Regions from separate parts of the Homo sapiens genome. Here region 2 is linked to region 1. Evidence: read pairs that join two places in POLR2A ChIA-PET (ENCODE). Cell type or tissue: A673. All regions are shown on one strand. Each heading gives the region's core, and the rest is flanking DNA. Links, peaks and the distances in the headings are about the cores only.

The links. Peaks named below come from ENCODE experiments on the same cell type or tissue, not always from the same donor. Only the 100,000 strongest peaks of a DNase experiment are listed, where the experiment ranks them.
Region 2: POLR2A ChIA-PET joins it to region 1 with 6 read pairs; 1 of 35 experiments calls an interaction of 5 or more read pairs at or near these places.

What each region holds. Positions count from the first base shown.
Region 1 is chr12:79,439,774-79,448,669 of GRCh38, forward strand. It overlaps SYT1 (synaptotagmin 1), which reads left to right. Exons shown (of 11, transcript NM_005639.3): 10 at 4,300-4,433. Among named protein-coding and RNA genes, the nearest start is that of MIR1252, 25 kb to the left of the region's middle. In A673, for the core only: no CTCF peak of the experiment used is centred there; a DNase peak (open chromatin) is centred at 4,608.
Region 2 is chr12:77,977,824-77,986,719 of GRCh38, forward strand. The region is part of intron 5 of NAV3 (neuron navigator 3); the gene reads left to right. Among named protein-coding and RNA genes, the nearest start is that of NAV3, 150 kb to the left of the region's middle. RefSeq lists an enhancer at 4,354-4,915. In A673, for the core only: no CTCF peak of the experiment used is centred there; a DNase peak (open chromatin) is centred at 4,718; H3K4me3 peaks cover 285 bases; H3K27ac peaks cover 886 bases.

The DNA of each region.
Region 1 (8,896 bases), core at 598-8,597:
CCACACAGCTAGAAAAAAGCAGAGCCAAGATCCAAGTTAGGTTGGCTCTAGAGTCTGTACTTGTAAACACTGTACTAAATTGTCTCTCTGACATATCACAAAGAGCAGCAGGTTTGGAGTCAGGATAGACTGGCTTGAATTCTTTAAAAAAAAAAAAAATCAGCCTTTCTGGCTGGGCACAATGGCTCACTTCTGTAATCCCAGCATTTTAAGAGTCCAAGACAGGTGGATCACCTGAGGTCAGGAGCTCAAGACCAGCCTGGCCAACATGGTGAAACCCCGTCTCTACTAAAAATACAAAAATTAGCTGGGCATGTGCCTGTAATCCCAGCTACTTGGGAGGCTGAGGAGGGAGAATCGCTTGAACCTGGGAGGCAGAGGTTGCAGTGAGCCAAGACTGTGCCACTGCACTCCAGCCTGGGTGAAAGAGCGAGACTCCATCTCAAAAAAAGAGAGAGAGAGACTCAACTACTTTTTTAAGATAAGTTAAACAAAAGAAGTGAAGTGTCCCATGTCTTGCATCTATTTCATTGGCAAGAAGGATTATCTAAATGACATTGAAGACGGGGTGTCAGTATTTAGATGATGAAGGTTTCCATGAGTTCTTGTTTTGGGGAACAGAATGAATCCATACATGAGTTCCTGTTTTGGGGAACAGAATGAATCCATACAGTTACAGAGATATAGAGTGCCTAGAGACAGTAGCCCAATTTTTTGGTTGCAGGTTTCCTATGCTATTTACATGTTTCAGAAAACCTAGTGAATGTTTAGATGCTATGCATGTTGTCCAGCAGCTGTACTCAGGAAAAGCAAGAGCAACATTTGTGAGTTTCATTACATCTTATTTTATTATTTCCATAAAATTGTGTTTTATTATGCAATCACAAGGACTTCTAAGCCACCAAGAGACTGACAAGGATTTCGCTTTGCAGAACAACCCCTAAAACAGAACAAATTCAATTATCCAGAGGCCTATTTTGTAGGAGAGGTAATCTTTGCTTTAGAATTTTTAAAATTGTATTCTTAAAGCACAAATGTGACTCATAGGCAGGTGTATTTCCATTTAGAGAACTCAACCAGTAGCTGAGGATATAGGAGCAAGGTCTAGATCTCAGAAAAAGTTACGAACAAGCTAAGCAAGAGATTAGGGATATCGCTAAAGGGACCCAAGTTCAGGACGAGACTTCAATACAGTGAAAGAACTAGAAGACACTTAGTTCCTTGGCAATCAAGACTGGAGAAAATGGAGACTCAATCTAAGACTTCAGATTGTTGGGCTAAGAAGATGCTCAAATGTGCCCATCCCAGGTACATAACATATAGTCTAGGCTTATCGAGGCACAAAAGCTGATAAAGAACCCTAAGTTTCTTCCAGCTTTTGTTTTGACTAAGTTGGGAATTTTGCCTGCAACGTAAGTGCTTTGGTACCTGTATCAGGGTCAATCTGCGAAGGCAAAGACCGAGACTTCCCGTTTATAGCAGTTCCAAACCTGCTCCGCTTTCAGCCCTGTTTTGTTGTTGTTGTTGTTGTTGTTGCTGCTGCTGCTGTTGTTGTTGTTGTTGTGAGATTCTGCCTCTGTTGCCCAGGCTGGAGTGCAGTGGTGTGATCTTGGCTCACTGCAACCTCCGTCTCCCTGGTTCAAGCAATTCTCCTGCCTCACCTTTGGAGTAGCTGGGATCACAGGTGTGCACCACCACGCCTGGCTAATTTTTGTATTTTTGGTAGAGATGGGGTCTCACCATGTTAGTCAGGCTGGTCTCAAACTCCTAACCTCAGGTGATCTACCTGCCTCGGCCTCCCAAAGCGCTGGGATTACAGGTATGAGCCACTGCACCCAGCCCCCAACCCTCTGTTCTCTTTTTTATGTATCATGAAATAGTAGAATACATCTGAGTCATCAGAACTGACAGCCTCTGCTTACAAAAGCAACAGATCAGCAGGTCCTAAGTTAACGCTTTGACCTCACCGTCTACCTCTCTTCCCCCTGCCTTCATTGTTTCTCAAACATGCAGAAGGAGGTGCAACTTAGGGCCTTTGCAGGTACTGCTCCTTCTGGCTGGTACAAGCATCACCATACAGCCAAATGACTGGTTCTTTCTTGTCTTTCAGTTCTTGGCTAAAATGTTGCCTTCTCAATGAGGACTTTCCTGATCAACCTTTTTTAAATTACCCTATTCTCCCCAAGGCATTAATAACATCATGTCAGAGCTCTTAGCAAAATCTGAAACTATCTTGTTGGGTTTTAATTTGCTTACTGAAATGGCAGATGTGCAAGGTTTTTTCTTATCACTTATTGTGTTAAATGAATCAAGATACTCAGAGTGCTTCTCTTGAGAAAACCTATGCCTCACTTAGGTTGACAAAGTTTCAACACATGAACACAGGAGGCATATATAGTATATACATGTATTTCATCAGTCCCAAAGAACAACTGGCGACATGACTAGCTTTATAAAATTGCAAGGCGTTGGATGGGGGAGCTAGGGAACTTTACAAAACACACAAGGTCTCTGAACCAAAAATCAACATTGGCTGTGAACAGTAACATGGATTATCAGTGACATTTTTTGCTTCCATTTACAACTGTTTACAGTGGATTTTTTTTTAACTGACCAACTCTTTAGTTTGTGGAGTTGGTTTTACATCTCTAGGCCTGGTTTTTAAAGATATTCTTAATTTTGATGAAAATCTTCATTATGATCTCCTGGACTGGATGTAACATTTAAAAAAATCTCCTAACAACATATATCCTAGTAATGCAGTCTCTGGGGTAGTGGGAAAAAGTCAGGACTGGGAGTCACAAGACCCAGGCTGAGGCCCTAAATAAGTTCCACTTATTCAACAAAAATTGAATATGTGCCAGGCACTGTTTTAGCAAATTCAAATAGTGAATATGACAGACAAAGTGTCTGTCCCTTAGGAATTATGTTCTACTGGGGATAGGGAGAGGGTGATAAAAATACCCTTTTTTCATCTGCAGTTTTCTCTTCTAAAAATAGGTGGGCATTAGACTAGATCATCTGGAAAGTTTCTCCTAGCTCTACATGTTCCGAGAGAGAGGAAAGAAAATTTGAAAGGCTTCGCAGTAGTTATTTTAGGGAAGTAAAATCCTAGATTTAAATTTTTTTTTCTTTTTGGTCATCATTGCTTTCTGATATTTTTTCTATAATGAACATGCATTACAATATGAAATGAAAAAATGTTTAAGAAAAACAGTAGAGATTTTCCTTTCAACCGTGAGCATTGGTTTCTAGTGACCTGAAGGTACAACATTCATCCATTAGTAATGGGAGCTGTAAATGGGAATTGTCTTGCCTCTCCAGTGACTTATTAATCTTTGCCTAATGGGGCTTTAGGGAACCTGCTCAGGGGATCTTTATGCTCCTTTTCCCATTACTTCAGTGTGTACCGGTCTCTTCTCTTTTCCTCGAACACTTGAAGTTCTTCTCCACCTAGGAATATTTAGGCTCAGTTGGCCTCATCTCACCCTTCAACCTTCACATCTCAGCTTAAATGTTAATTCCATAGATGCCTTAACAGAGCAATCTAAAACCTAAATTCCCTTCCTACTTTACTACTCACCATATCATCCTTGGTATTTCCTATATTATCTCTATTCTGCTTTTCTCTTACAGAGCACTCTTGTCAACTTGTAGTTTCATGTCTTTTGTTTCTATATAAACTTAGTCTATTTTCCCCCACAGTCTGAAGTTTCATTGTGAAGACAGGGATAGTCTGTTGTGTTGAGGCTATATTCCTAGGGCCTAACAGTGCCTGTCACATCATAGATACTCAACTAATATTGATGGAGTAAATGAATAAATGAATGAATGAAATGGCTCCTTTGTCCTCTCTCTGTTAAGTGTTTTATTCCCATACAGTGTTGTGCTGCAGGCAAGCCCTTTGCCAGCTCACAAGAGTGAACGGTTAATTTTTCAGGGATTTTGCAAGCCAATTGTTAAGCTTAGTGGCTTGACATTGGCCTTGGTTGGGGTATATATATACCATAGACATAGGGAAATGCTGCATGTTAAGACTTTTTATTCCCACAAAGAGCTGGTTTACCAGCATACCTCTACTCTCATCTTCTAAATCAAACTATAAATATTGAGCTATCATGCAAAATCATGCCCATAGGTTATTTAAAATATTTCAATAAAAAAGTATTGAATTTAAAAAATATTAAATACATGCTATATAATTATTTACCTGTGGGAAATAGTTCTTTTATAAGCTAACTTATAATCTAAAATATGTGTCTCTGATCTCCTAAAGTTTGTTTCCTGTTTTTCATTCAGATCCTTATGTGAAGATTCATCTGATGCAGAATGGTAAGAGGCTGAAGAAGAAAAAGACAACAATTAAAAAGAACACACTTAACCCCTACTACAATGAGTCATTCAGCTTTGAAGTACCTTTTGAACAAATCCAGGTAATGTCAAACATAACTTTGTCTTCCCACTCAATTTCATTCCTTCAGACCACATAAATTATACACACAGACCTTGTAAGTTATCAGTGCACATGCCTTCATTAGAACTGCCATTCTTTCTCCCCATGCACATTTGATGCTTGAGCTACATCAGGAAGGATAAAATATACAGCACAGGATGTGCTGACTCATCAGCCCAAAACAGCTGGCACTGTGTTGAGCAGAAATAAAGTAGGAAAAAGAAAATCAACAGAACAACTCTGCTAACTCAAAAAGTGCATCTATAAAAGTTAAAAAGCCCAGAGAAAACTATGAGCTTTCACTATTTACTCCCAGGCCATAAATAAGTCTCCCCATGAGATCTTTAGAGCAAAAAATAGTGATAAGAGAAATATTTTTGGTTGATGCTAAATATGCAGCATATTGAGTCTTTATTAAAAGATGATTAACAATAGAAAAATTAGGCTAAGTTGTGTTTTCAATTATTTAAATCCAGCTTCCTGTGTCTGAGTTGGAATGGATGGCTATTTTATTAAAAATGGAGCCTTAATATGCCAGACAATAATTATGAAGGGAAATATTCTATTAAATATCCTTGTAGTTAATATGTTCATATTAAGTTGCTATATGTAGCCACAATGATAACATGCAATCTTATCATTTAGGGGTTTTTGAAAATATTTACATTTTCTCACCCCATCTCCATAGTTAGCCTATAAGAATCTAAAGATAATATCCAATAATTTTGGGCCATTTCTTGCAAATCTTTAATGGGCATCAGAGAGTCAAACTGCATAAAGCAACACTATTTTTACATTTTATTAAATAATTGGCGCAGGTGTATATTTTCAGTGATACACAAGTTTGCCCATAACTTGAAGGAAAAACAAAGAGCAGACATCAAACCTACAACAAAGAACCTTCTAAAGGTCCAGAATAACAAATACTCTTTATTTATTTTATTTTATTTATTTTAATTGCCAAATAGTAGTTGTACATATTCATGGGGCACATAGTAATGTTTTCATATATATAATGTATTGTAATCAAATCAGAGTAGTTAGCATATTTATCATCTCAAACATTTATCATTTGTTTGTCTTGGGAACAGTCAATATCCTACTTGTAGCTATTTGAAATTATATCATATGTTATTGTTAACTATAGCCATCCTGTAGTGGTACAGAACACTAGAATTCATTCCTCCTATGTAGCTGTGATTTTATATCCTTAAACAAATCTCTCCCTACCTTCCCCTTCCCAGTCTTTAGTATCCTTTGTTCTACCTTTTATTTCTATGATATCAACTTTTCTTTAGCTTCCACATGAGTAAGAACATACAGTGTTTACTTTCTGTTCCTGGCTTATTTCACTTAACATAATGTCTGCCAGTTCCATCCATTGCCACAAATGACAGGATTCATTCTTTTTTATGGCCGAATAGTATTCCATTGTGTATATGTACCACATTTTATTTATCCATTCATCTGTTGTTGGACACCTAGGTTAATTCTGTATGTTGGCTGTTGTGAATAGTGCCATACCACTCTTAATATGCCAAATTGTGTCTTCATTTACCTTTAATCTATTCTTAGAAGACAGTATCTTATGAATTAATCACAGCTTTATTCCAAGAAGAAAGCTAATATAATAGCTACACTTATTTTATATATATAAAATATATATTTTATATATATAATAAGTATAGCTATATAATATATACATATATAAAATAAGTATAGCTATTATGTTAGCTTTCTTCATGGAAACATTAATCCAAAGACATATATATATATATATATATATATATATATATATATATATATATTATGCCTAGGTCCAAGTTAACCACTTTATGTATGTAATCTCATTTCATACTTAGAAGAACTTTATGAGAAAAGTACTATTGTTATTATCCTAATTTTATATGTGAAAAAACTGAGGCTTAGAATTTCTTTACATGTAAAATAAGAATGATAACAGTCCTTGTCAAAGTGACATTATGCATATAAAAGCACTTGGAACAGCGCCCAATACATAGGAACACACAGTAAATGGTCCTGTCATCATCATCATTATTATTCACATGCTAATGTCCTCTCTTTTTCAAGTTAACATTTTATTAGAAAATAGATCTAACAATAAGATTAAATCAGTATATAAATCAGTGCTGTCTAATAGAACTTTGTGATGATTGAAATATTCTATCATCCATGCTGTCCAATAATATGATAGCCACAGCTGGCCAATGAGCACCTCAGTCACTAATTTGACCAAGGAACGTTATTTAACTTCCATGTATTTAAATTTAAATTGATATAGCTAGATGTGGCTGGTAGCTACTCTGTAGTATAGGGCAGTCTTAAATGACCAAAAATAACCAATAACTCTACCATCTTTGTATTGGTTGATAGTTTTAAATACAACCTTTATCATATAAATTTTCACATGGTGTCAAATTATACATACTTATTTACTTTCAACATCTGTTACATAAGTAAATGCAGAGGACACTGGTTCCCTGTTCCCAATAACTTTTTCACTAGCCTGAACCAGCGGGCCCCCTGCTTTGGACCCACTCACAAACCCTCAAGACATCAATTTTTTCCAACGATTTATTTTGCAATATTTATTCAGTGAACTTTTTTGAGTTCTAAGACCTTATTCCTATGGAAACTAACACCTCCTGGCATTTAATTTTTTTAATTCCACAAAATAAATATAAAGCAAGGCATTGAGATGAAAACTCCCATTGAGCTACAATTCTATGCCTTTAAAATAAATATCCTTTTCAACTACAAACTGCAGAAAATGCAGGTATATTGAAAGTGAAGCACATTAAAAATAAGACACATGCTAGGTTTCTGGGGCAGCATTTCAGAGGCAATAGCGTTTTGTCAGGACAGACAGAAACTATGCCCAATATAGAATACATTAGACATGGAAATAATGAGCATTCCTTTGACTGTATCCCTCTTTCTCTGCTCCTTGAGTCACTTTGTTCTTTTTTTTTTCCTTTTTTTATAGGAGGCAACTTTTCTAGTCTTCACCTTTTTCTAGAAAAAAATAATTGAGTATTTCACATGCTAAAATAGGGTCTTAAGTTTGCCTTATCCTGAGGTTATAAGACAATCTGCCTGTCCTTCTGTCTTTCTCTATCCCTATGAAATGTATTATGAAAGAAGCAAAATATGCTAATTTCCAAATGCATGTGAGAATGTAAGCCCTTCTCCCCCAAATGTAGAAATAAACTACATATGCAGCTGGAAACATTAATCCAAAGGCTTCACAAGGATATTTTGTCTTGAATGCTACTAATCAATGCATTCCTAAGTGGAATAATCAAACTCTAAAAACTTCTGTTACCTTTGTGTGTCATGTCCCCCACCCCATTCATTACAATATGATTGCTTCCTGATAAATTTGCTTAGAACAAGCTCTAAGAATCAGTATAGCCCTCTTCTTTGTTCCAGAAACTATCCAGTGGATAGTTAATTCCTTTCACAATGGAATCACTCCAAGGGAAGATTGTCCGTTTTATTGACAATGTGTTGCATTTCACATTCTAAATTCCACTTGCAGAAGTGATTGTTTTCTCTGCTCTGAAGCTGTATATCAATGACATTTCTCATTTCATTAATATAATAAACCAGTCTCCAGCATATAAAGTCCACTAAAGGGCCCTAACTCAGCTGGTTCTTAATCTGGCCCTAGCTTTTATAATTACATTTTCTGCTACTTTCAACTCTGGCAATAAATGTTACATATTCCATTTATTTTAAACTCTTACCTTTACACTCAGCTGCTAGATTGAAACCATCACATATTCTGCTAAGTAAATTCATTACTTAGGAAGTAGAACTGAAATTTGCTTTTAAAAAGTATATATTTTATACCATAATGGTATAGGTTTGCTTTCATCAGTTCAATCATTCAGAAAAGGAAGTCATCAAATAAACTTTCAAAATCTGATGGAATCATTGAATAAATCCCGTGTAGCCTAAACTGATATTTCCATTTGATATCAATGCCAGATACATTGTAGTTACTCAGTAAATGTTTACTAAGAGAACGTATGGATGAGAAAAAAATATCTTTATTACTACTTTTTAACCATACTTTTCACTATACTATCATGTTTTATGCTCACAATCATATGATTAGTTGAAATTCTATATTAATTCTATATTAATTTTTTTGTAACATGCTGTCCCCCCACCCTTAAAATCAGATTATTGCACATGGTTGCCTTGGGAATTGTAATCAAATAGAGTGGGCTGAACACCAATGCCAGAACTTTCACTGATAAGACAACTGAAGCAAATGAATTTAGAGGTTAGCACAAGTTGACACAGACTCCATGGCATGGAGGTTCACAGCATAGGCTCTGAAAACCAAACAACTCATTCCTTAAACAACCTCAGACAGGTTATATAACTTCTCAGAGCTTCAAGCATCCTTAC
Region 2 (8,896 bases), core at 532-8,531, 1.5 Mb before region 1:
ACTTGTTTGAATTGATGCATAAAATAGTAGATAATTTGAATTAGGGCCAGAGCTCATTTTATGATAGTTTGGGGAGATCAGTCCAAGTAAACAAAGGATCACTGTATGCCAGTTACGTAAAAAATGCCTTTTTTACGGGATTATCCAGTTATTATAGTTTAAAATGCTTTTTATGTTCAGATCGTTGGTTTTGGTTTAGTTTTGTTTGTAAAAAAAAAATTCTTAGTTTTACTTTTCTTAACTAAGTCAGAATCAGTTAAACTTGATTTTCTAGGTATAAAATAAAAACGTCATAATTGTCTTTTATCTTTCCAAAAGAACTGTGAGAATATAAATACATTTGAAAGTATGAGATTAACTCTTAATTTAAGAACTTAAGACACACTTTTTGCCATAAATATGTAGATAACAACAATGGTGAGCCATTATTTGTCCTATGAAATATTTTTTAAGATGTGAAGTGTTATTATAATACAGCTGTGACTCATGATAACTAATTTGTGATTAATTTATTTAAAATTTTATAACAGGACATTTTGACGGCCTAGTTAGATATTTTCTATCAAACACTAGAAATTTGATTCTAACCACAGGTACTACGTATTTGACATGTATGAGCCACTTTCTTCTCAAATAGAGCACTGATTATATATGTAATTATTTCATTTGCCATTTTATACTATATGAAATTATTTATTAATCTTTTCTACTAAAGACTAACATCAAAAAGTTAACATTTATTAAAAATTTTCAAAAATTTTCAAAACTTATTAAAGTCAATAGCTATTGAATTTATTCATCTGTTTTCTACTAAAAACTAACCTCATCTCAATTTTTTGAGGTTAGTCTTTATAAAAAAGCAGATTAATAAAGTCAATATTTATAATTTTGAATAAATTTTTAAAATTATAATTAATAAAGTCAGTAACTATTAACTTTTCATAATCCCTTTTCTATGCTTCTACTTCTGACCATCCCAAATGCCCCTGTCTTTCTGATTGATCTCTCAGTCTAATAAGATATAAAACAAAATAACGATTGACTGTATTCATTACAATTTTCAATATGGAGTAAAATTACATCTCAATACATTCAGAGCTTCAGCCTCAAAATGTTGAGGTTAGTTTTCACTAGAAAACATATTAATAATTATGGACCTTTTTTCCATTATAAGTCAGTAATTTTTCAAATTACTTATAATTTTTCAAATTTCAAATTTGAAAAATTACTGACATAATAAAAACTGCAACTGTCTCAAAAATCATAATTGTCTGGGCATGATAGCTCATGCCTGTAATCCCAGAACTTTGAGAGGCCAAGGCAGGAGATCACCTGAGGTCAGGAGTTCCAGACCAGCCTGGTCAACACTGTGAGACCTACTCTCTACAAAAAATACAATACAAAAAAAAAAAAAAAAAGTTAGCCAGAAGTGGTGGTGTGTGCCTGCTGTCCTGGTTACTTGGGAGGTTGAGGTGGGAGGATGGCTTGAAACTAAGACGTCAAGGCTGCAGTGAGCCATAATTGCACCACTACATTCCAGCCTGGTCACAGAGATTCCTCCTCTGAAATATATATATAGAAAAAAATACACTAAAAATAAAAAAGCTATAATGATTATGTCAGAATGATCATTAGATTATTTTTCTGTAGCCAAGTCTACATGGAAAATCAGGAGATAACTTGGTGAGCATGGAATTAGATTTAGGGGATTTGCATGTTTCAGTAACTTATCTTGCTTATGAGACTTTAACCATTAGTCAAGGGCACACTTTCAACATACACCTCTTTATGTGCCCTTTTCTATGCTTCTACTTCTGACCACCCCAAGTGCCTCCCTCTTTCTGACTGATCTCTCAGTCTCATAAGATGTGAAACGAAAAAAAAAAAAGAAAAAAAAAAAAAAGCCTTCTCTTTCTGCTGTGTGGCAGGCTCTAGAACAACGCTCACCCATCAGAGATGTTTTGTGACCCCAGTCACTGCTTACTAATATTGTTACTGAAATGCCAGAGATTTGGTCTAGGTCCTGCTGTGTGCTACACAGAAAGCCACTTACTGAGAGAACGAGTATTGCCAGAGAAAAAGGCTTTAACTGGGTGCTGCAGCTGAGGAGAAGGGATACCAGTCTCAAATCCAACTAAAATTAGGGGTTTATATGGCAAGGAAGAAATGTAACTATGTGTGGGAAAACAGGAATGAGGGAGGGATAAGGAAGAGGAATTGGTCAACAGGAAGCAGGTGGTCAGTTAAGCAATCATGACAGATGAGGGGCTTGGCGTCTTATTGTCCAGATATAATTATCTGATAAGTTTCAGTTCCTTGACACTATTTGGGTTGCCTGATGGTTGGTTTCCCAAGAAAAAAACCCAGATAAGACAACCGTAAGTTTCTCAAGTTTTAAGACTGGAGGGGTCAATTTCTATGTTTATTCAAAAGAAACCATAAACGTCAGTTCTATGGGACAATTGGGCTGGTTTGATTATGATTGTATTGATGATTATATTTTCTTTGCATTAAATGGAGAGCAGCCCAATTATAAGGACTTGATAGACTAGATTTTCTCACAAATCTTCACATACTTTATAGATATTCATCTTTTAAATGTAATAAAAGTTATTTTCCTGAATATATGTATTAAGAAATAATTTAACATATTTTATGATGACTACAATGCTTTTTAAGTATTTAGAAGTATTAAATAATCTGATTTTTCACTGATCTGTGTGGTCTTTGCCTAAGTTGGTTTAAATTTTTAGTTTGACAAAATAACTTTTTCTACCAGTATTCAAGTTCCAATTTTTTTAAGGTGGTTGCATTCAAATGAACTTTTGGAATGAAGCTCTGAATGTATTGAGATGTAATTTTACTCCAAACTAAAAATTGAAAATGGGAAACATCCACAGAACAGCATTGTAGCGTAGTACTTTGAGCTATGTGTAAGTAACAGCATTGTGGAAAATCTAATTTATGGTGATATTGTAAAAGAAATATGAGCCTCATTTCCTGAATTCTCCTTTATCTTGAAGTTTGACATTCCTAAAAGAGCAAGAGACTTTGATGCTGTAATATCTTACACAGGCCTCTCCCTCTTTAGTTACTGTTTTGAGATCCCACAAAAGCAGACCATGCAGGTGGCCTTATTAACTGCCTGTGGAAATTTAAGATAAGACAGAGGTTATAACATATTTTCATACCGTATTTCACTAAAAGGATAAGTTATCACAGTAACCTGTCCCAAATGCAATTCAGATGATATTTCAGCCACCCGGTTACTAAAAAGAAACACATGTGGATAAAAGCTGTTTCTGACTTATTTATGGATTAGGCAATAACTGTTTTCAGTGAACTCTTAGCAAAAGGAGAACGTATTTTATGATATACTCTGCAGTGAGGACACTTTTTGCAAAATGCCTTTAATATTTTTTAAGGACCACATATAGTTTTGAGGTACTAAAGATATATTTGCAGAAGTGGCTAAATATCTCTCTCTTTCTTAGTGCTAATAGCATGTTAGTTATCATTTTATAGCAGTTCACAAGGATCCTGCAGAAGTCTTTATACTAAAGAAAGAATTTGGTTTAAGGAGCTCTTTAAATCTTAATTCTGAATATATGGTTTCATTTCTATCCCAAGCAATCATAGGACACATAAAGAAATTTATTTCCATCTATCTCAGTCTTAAAAACCCTTAGTGAATGTATTTAACTGTCTTTAAAGTTTGTTCTTTTGTCTAAAATTCCTTAGCATTAAACTTTAAAAAATATATTTAATTATAGTATATCTTGGGTACTTTATTCCCGATTTTTTTTCTCAAGCCATTTTCAGTGAATTTGAAAGGAAATAATTTCTGTCTTTTTAACATAATACTGTATTATAGAAGAAAAAATTGGGAGGTAAAAATTGCCTACTAAAACTCAAACCCAAGAAATGCCTTATTTTATACTCTGAGTTTTGTTTCTTTATATTCCTCTTTGTTTCCTTGTGAATGGTGCTTTTAGAAGAAACAAATGTGATATCATAATTAGGCATGCTTTTTTCTTTCTTTGGGAATCAAGAGTACTACATGTCTCACTATATACGGATTCTGAATAGGGATTTCTTCTCTTGTGATATGTTTATGTGACTCCAAGACTGAGGGTAAATAGATAGGGCCAGAAACAAGGATGATTCTAAAATGATTTTCTATAAAATTTCTTAATATAGATGAAGAGTTATAAAAACTGATGTAATGTCAAAGATTGTCTTTACATTCTGTTTTGCTTTGATAAATATAGTTTATTCAACTACTTTTATATCAAATACATCTATTTAAAAATTACTGTTTTCTACTTGATTTTTATGTTTTGATGAACCAGCCACTGTCTACTTGGGCAGAGTCAATGCATAACATATGGCTTAATGAAAGATGATTTGTTGCTATTGATCCTTTATATGTTACATTAGAGCCGTGTGTTCTTTTCCACTGGTGATTTGAAAGTTCATATGTGACCTTTCCACAAATAAATTGGCCCTCACCATGAGCCAAGAGATACATCAGATATGTGGCTAAGATAAAGTGATGTTCCTCTTCAAATCACCCACAATCTTATAGAGTACCTAAATATTTAAGCAGATGGCTTAATAGACATGTTAATTAATTCAACAAAGCACAAGTTGCTCAGTGATCAAAGTTAGAGGGAAGGGCACATATGAAGGGACTGACGAAGGAAATGCCATTTCACATTCAGGAAATGAGTTATTTGGCTGAGGAGAAAGTTAAAGTAGAAATGGGTTCTGGGTATCTATTGCTGCTTTACAAAAGCATCCCACAATCTAATGGCACAAAACAGTAACCATTTTACGATGCTCATGGATTTTGTAAGCCAAAGAATCAGACGAGGCATAAAGAGAATGGCTTGTCCTTGTTCCACTATGTCCAGGGCAGGCAATGGAGAAGGATGGAATGGCGGGGATGTCACAAACTGGTGAGAGACAGAATATCTGTGGTTAAAGAATCCACTTCCAAGATGACTTCTTCACTCACAGGTCTAGCAGCTTAACTGAAATTCACACGGCCACTCCAGCATGGCAGCCTTAGTGGTATCATACTTCTCACATGGTAGCTCTAGTGGTTAAAGCAGCTTCAAGCCCACTCAGACTCTAAGAGATGGGTGGATAGCACAAAGATCTCACTTCTCAATGGAAGGATGATCAATGAATTTATCGTATCCCTGTGTTAAAATTGTCATAGCATATAATGAGAGAGAAGACTGGAGAAATAGGCAGAGGTCAGTTTGTGGAAGTTGTGAACTCTATGCCTAGGAGCTGGGACTTATTTGCTAAATGTAAAGTAAAATTGCTTTGAGAAATTTTTACCAGAGGAAAAATGAGACTATTTATAACTTAGAAATATTGCCCTGGTGACAGGGTAGAGAAAGATGTGCTTTGGGCAGGGGAATAGGGATGGACCCTGCTCTGGTGGCAAGAGAATGAACAGTTTAATGCTTGCAGATCTGAAAGTTGGACTGGAACAATGAATTTGGTGACTGATTGGAAGTAAGGGTAAAAGACAATCATCACGTCTCTACTTTCATTGATGAATTGAAATATCATGTATTTCAGTAAGACAGAAAATATAATATGATAGTGGAAACAGATGGGAGGAAGGAGGCAGAGAGAAAAAAAGTTTAGCTTTGGCCTTCGTAGGTTTAAGATTTTAATGGAACTTTGGTGACTAGTATGTGGCTCCGGAGCCTAGGAGAGAAGCCAGAGCCAGAGATATGGACCTGGGAACATTAGCTTAGCTATGTTTTATTGATTGAAACAATAGAAATGGAAGAAATAGCTCAGGAAAAAAGTATAAAAGTAGGGGAAAGAAAGGAGAGCTCAACACAAAACTCTGGGGACCACAAACAATTACAGGTGAAGTGAGGAAACAAGGAGAATGAGAGAATGTTCTTTTTGTTTTGCAATGTACTGAGTTATGGTAACTTTTTGCTAAGTTCTTAAGTGTAAATTGTTTTTCTATTGAGAAGTACTTCGTCTTCTGAGACATTTTGTTCTTGTCTTTCAAATTATTCCTGGAATCTAGATACAAATGAAATACAAAACTCTGGTTGAAATATTAAATTAACTATATTGAACATATATTCATCTAATCACTGCAACACAAAACAAAACACTAAGTCCTGAACTTAAGACACTTTTGGATTCTGTGCAGTGTTGAGATTTATGTTTTGAAAGGCTCACCCTGTGTGTGTTGTTTTGGGAATGCTGGTTCTTTGGTGTCTTATTGGGACAGTTTCTAATGATTTCTTACTGGGCTAAGTCCTGTGGGACTTATGTTGTTGACTTTGGGAAACAAGAATAATGAATAATATCCATAAAATTTTGAAGGAGAATAAGACCTAATTGTATTTGATTTCAAGGAATCACAGTCCCAAAGTAATTTTAAACTGAGAGACCAAGAGCCACAGTTAAAAGCTCAGCCATTGTCCTGAAAGAGCCATGCTTATGTGCTTTCAAGTAAGAATAACGTAACATCAAAAGTGGTAAGTGAGAACCAAGGGATGTGGTATTAGGAAGACTTCCAAGTGCAGGTGTGCAGGGTAATAGCGGCTAAAATTCACACAGGATTCATTAGAATATTTACAGTGCCTCCAGAGACTGTCAAGTATGCATTTTTTTTTTTTTTTACCTGTTATAGCACTTATCTTTACCAGACACCCTTCTAAGTGATCTGCAATTTGGTCCTCATAAAAGCCTTTAGGTAGATGTCATCCTCATTTAACAGATGAGAAACTAGGCACAGAAAGCAGTTGAGCTGAGATGTGGGTAGGGCAGCTGGCTGTAGATTCCTTGCTATTAACCAATGTATTCGATGTTTACTACTGGCATTTCAACATATTAATTCACAGAAGATAAATAATGTCATCTATCATTTCTTCACATCTGCAAAATGCTTTTGTTTCTCTTTCCAAACTTGAATTTGATTTCCATTAAATATAAAATTATAGGTTTTTTGTTTTTTTTTTCGAGACGGAGTCTCGCTCTGTCACCCATGCTGGAGTGCAGAGGTGTGATCTCAGCTCACTGCAACTCCCACCTCCTGGGTTCAAGCGATTCTCCTGCCTCAGCCTCCCAAGTAGCTGGGATTACTGGCACATGCCACCACGTTCAGCTAATTTTTTGTATTTTTAGTACAGACAGGGTTTCAACGTGTTAGCCAGGATGGTCTTAATCTCCTGACCTCGTGATCCAGCCACCTAGGCCTCCCAAAGTGCTGGGATTACAGGCGTGAGCCACCGCGCCCAGCCTATACTTTTTATGAAGAATATTAGTTAGTATACATGGTTTTAGGGGTTATAATTCTCCGAATGAAACAGTAACCTCTGTGGGCTTTAACCAAATTTTTCCAAATTAAATCTTTCTGACACAGTGCCAGTACATCGGAGGTGGTCAATAAAAGTCTTTTCAATGATTAATTAATTGGACAATTGCATAAATCAATCTTCATGTTTGTCAGAATAACGAGAACACTGAACTAAGTTTAGTTTCTCAATATCTATGTCTATGTGCCACTTTGAAAACCTTAGGAATGTGAAGCTGCTTTCTTATTTATTCATTAATTCAGTATCCAAAAGTATTTATATACTTTATAAGTTAATCTTTAGAATAACATCAGTGATGGCTCTTCACTGTCAATACTCTAAAGGTGGGATTAGTCACTTCTGAATATCCATTTTCCCAGGGTTTCTATTTCTTTCTCTACTTTTTTTTTTTGTATGTAGACATAATTGAATTGGAATTTTCTTTTCATACACTACACGAGCGATGTTCAACCTCATTTTCCCACACTCCTTTCTATGTAACTTTATTGTACGTAGAACAACTCAAATTAGAGGCCCAGGATTTGTCTTAGATTCTTCCCTTTCTTTCAATTCCTGTGTCCACTATTTTAACTTATTTTAATCATTTACTTCTATTTCCTGTGCCTCTGTCTTCATTCAGGCCTATATAAAATCCTGCCTGAATTTTAGCCATGATTTCCTATTTGATCTGTTTTCAGCCTTGTTAACATCTCCCAACCTCATTTCTTCCTCACTCTTACATATCTAAGGAAAGATCTATCTAATCTGAGAAATTAGTATTTCTTCCGAAATTAAATTTTTTTGGTAGTCTCCCATGCAATCAGAATAAATACCAAATTCCTTAGCAAATTGTTGTGGCTTTCTAGATTCTCACTTGGAAAAAAACTAGATGTTAAAATATTATTTTTAGGGCTGGGCGCGGTGGCTCATGCCTGTAATCCCAGCACTTTGGGAGGCCAAGGCGGGTGGATCACTTGAGGTCAGGAGTTTGAGACTAGTCTAGCCAACATGGTAAAACCCCATCTCTACTAAAAATACAAAAGTCAGCCAGGTGTGGTGGCACGCACCCGTAATCTAAGCTACTTGGGAGGCTGAGGCAGGAGAATCGCTTGAACCTGAGAGGTGGAGGTTGCAGTGAGCCGAGATCGTGCCACTGCACTCCTGCCTGGGCGACAGAGCAAAACTCCATCTCAAATAATAATAATAATATTTGTAGAATGAATAAGAAAATTAAAAATATTTATAATTACCACAATAAATAAGCATAAGTTGAAACAATTCAAATACCAACTTCCTCAGCTGAGATTTTTTGTAAGAAGCTTGATAGAATCCAAAGAGCTAAAGTCGATACATTATATGAGGTTGAGGTATTAGGTTTTGGTGATTTATAGAATTCTGTATGTGTATTATGTTGAAGCAAATTTGATTCTTGAGGTTGAAAACTAAAACTAAGGAATGAGGTCATATATACATATATATGACCACATTTTGCATGGAAGTCTGCTGTTAAAATAACTATAACATAAATAGAATAGTCTACAAACATCTTA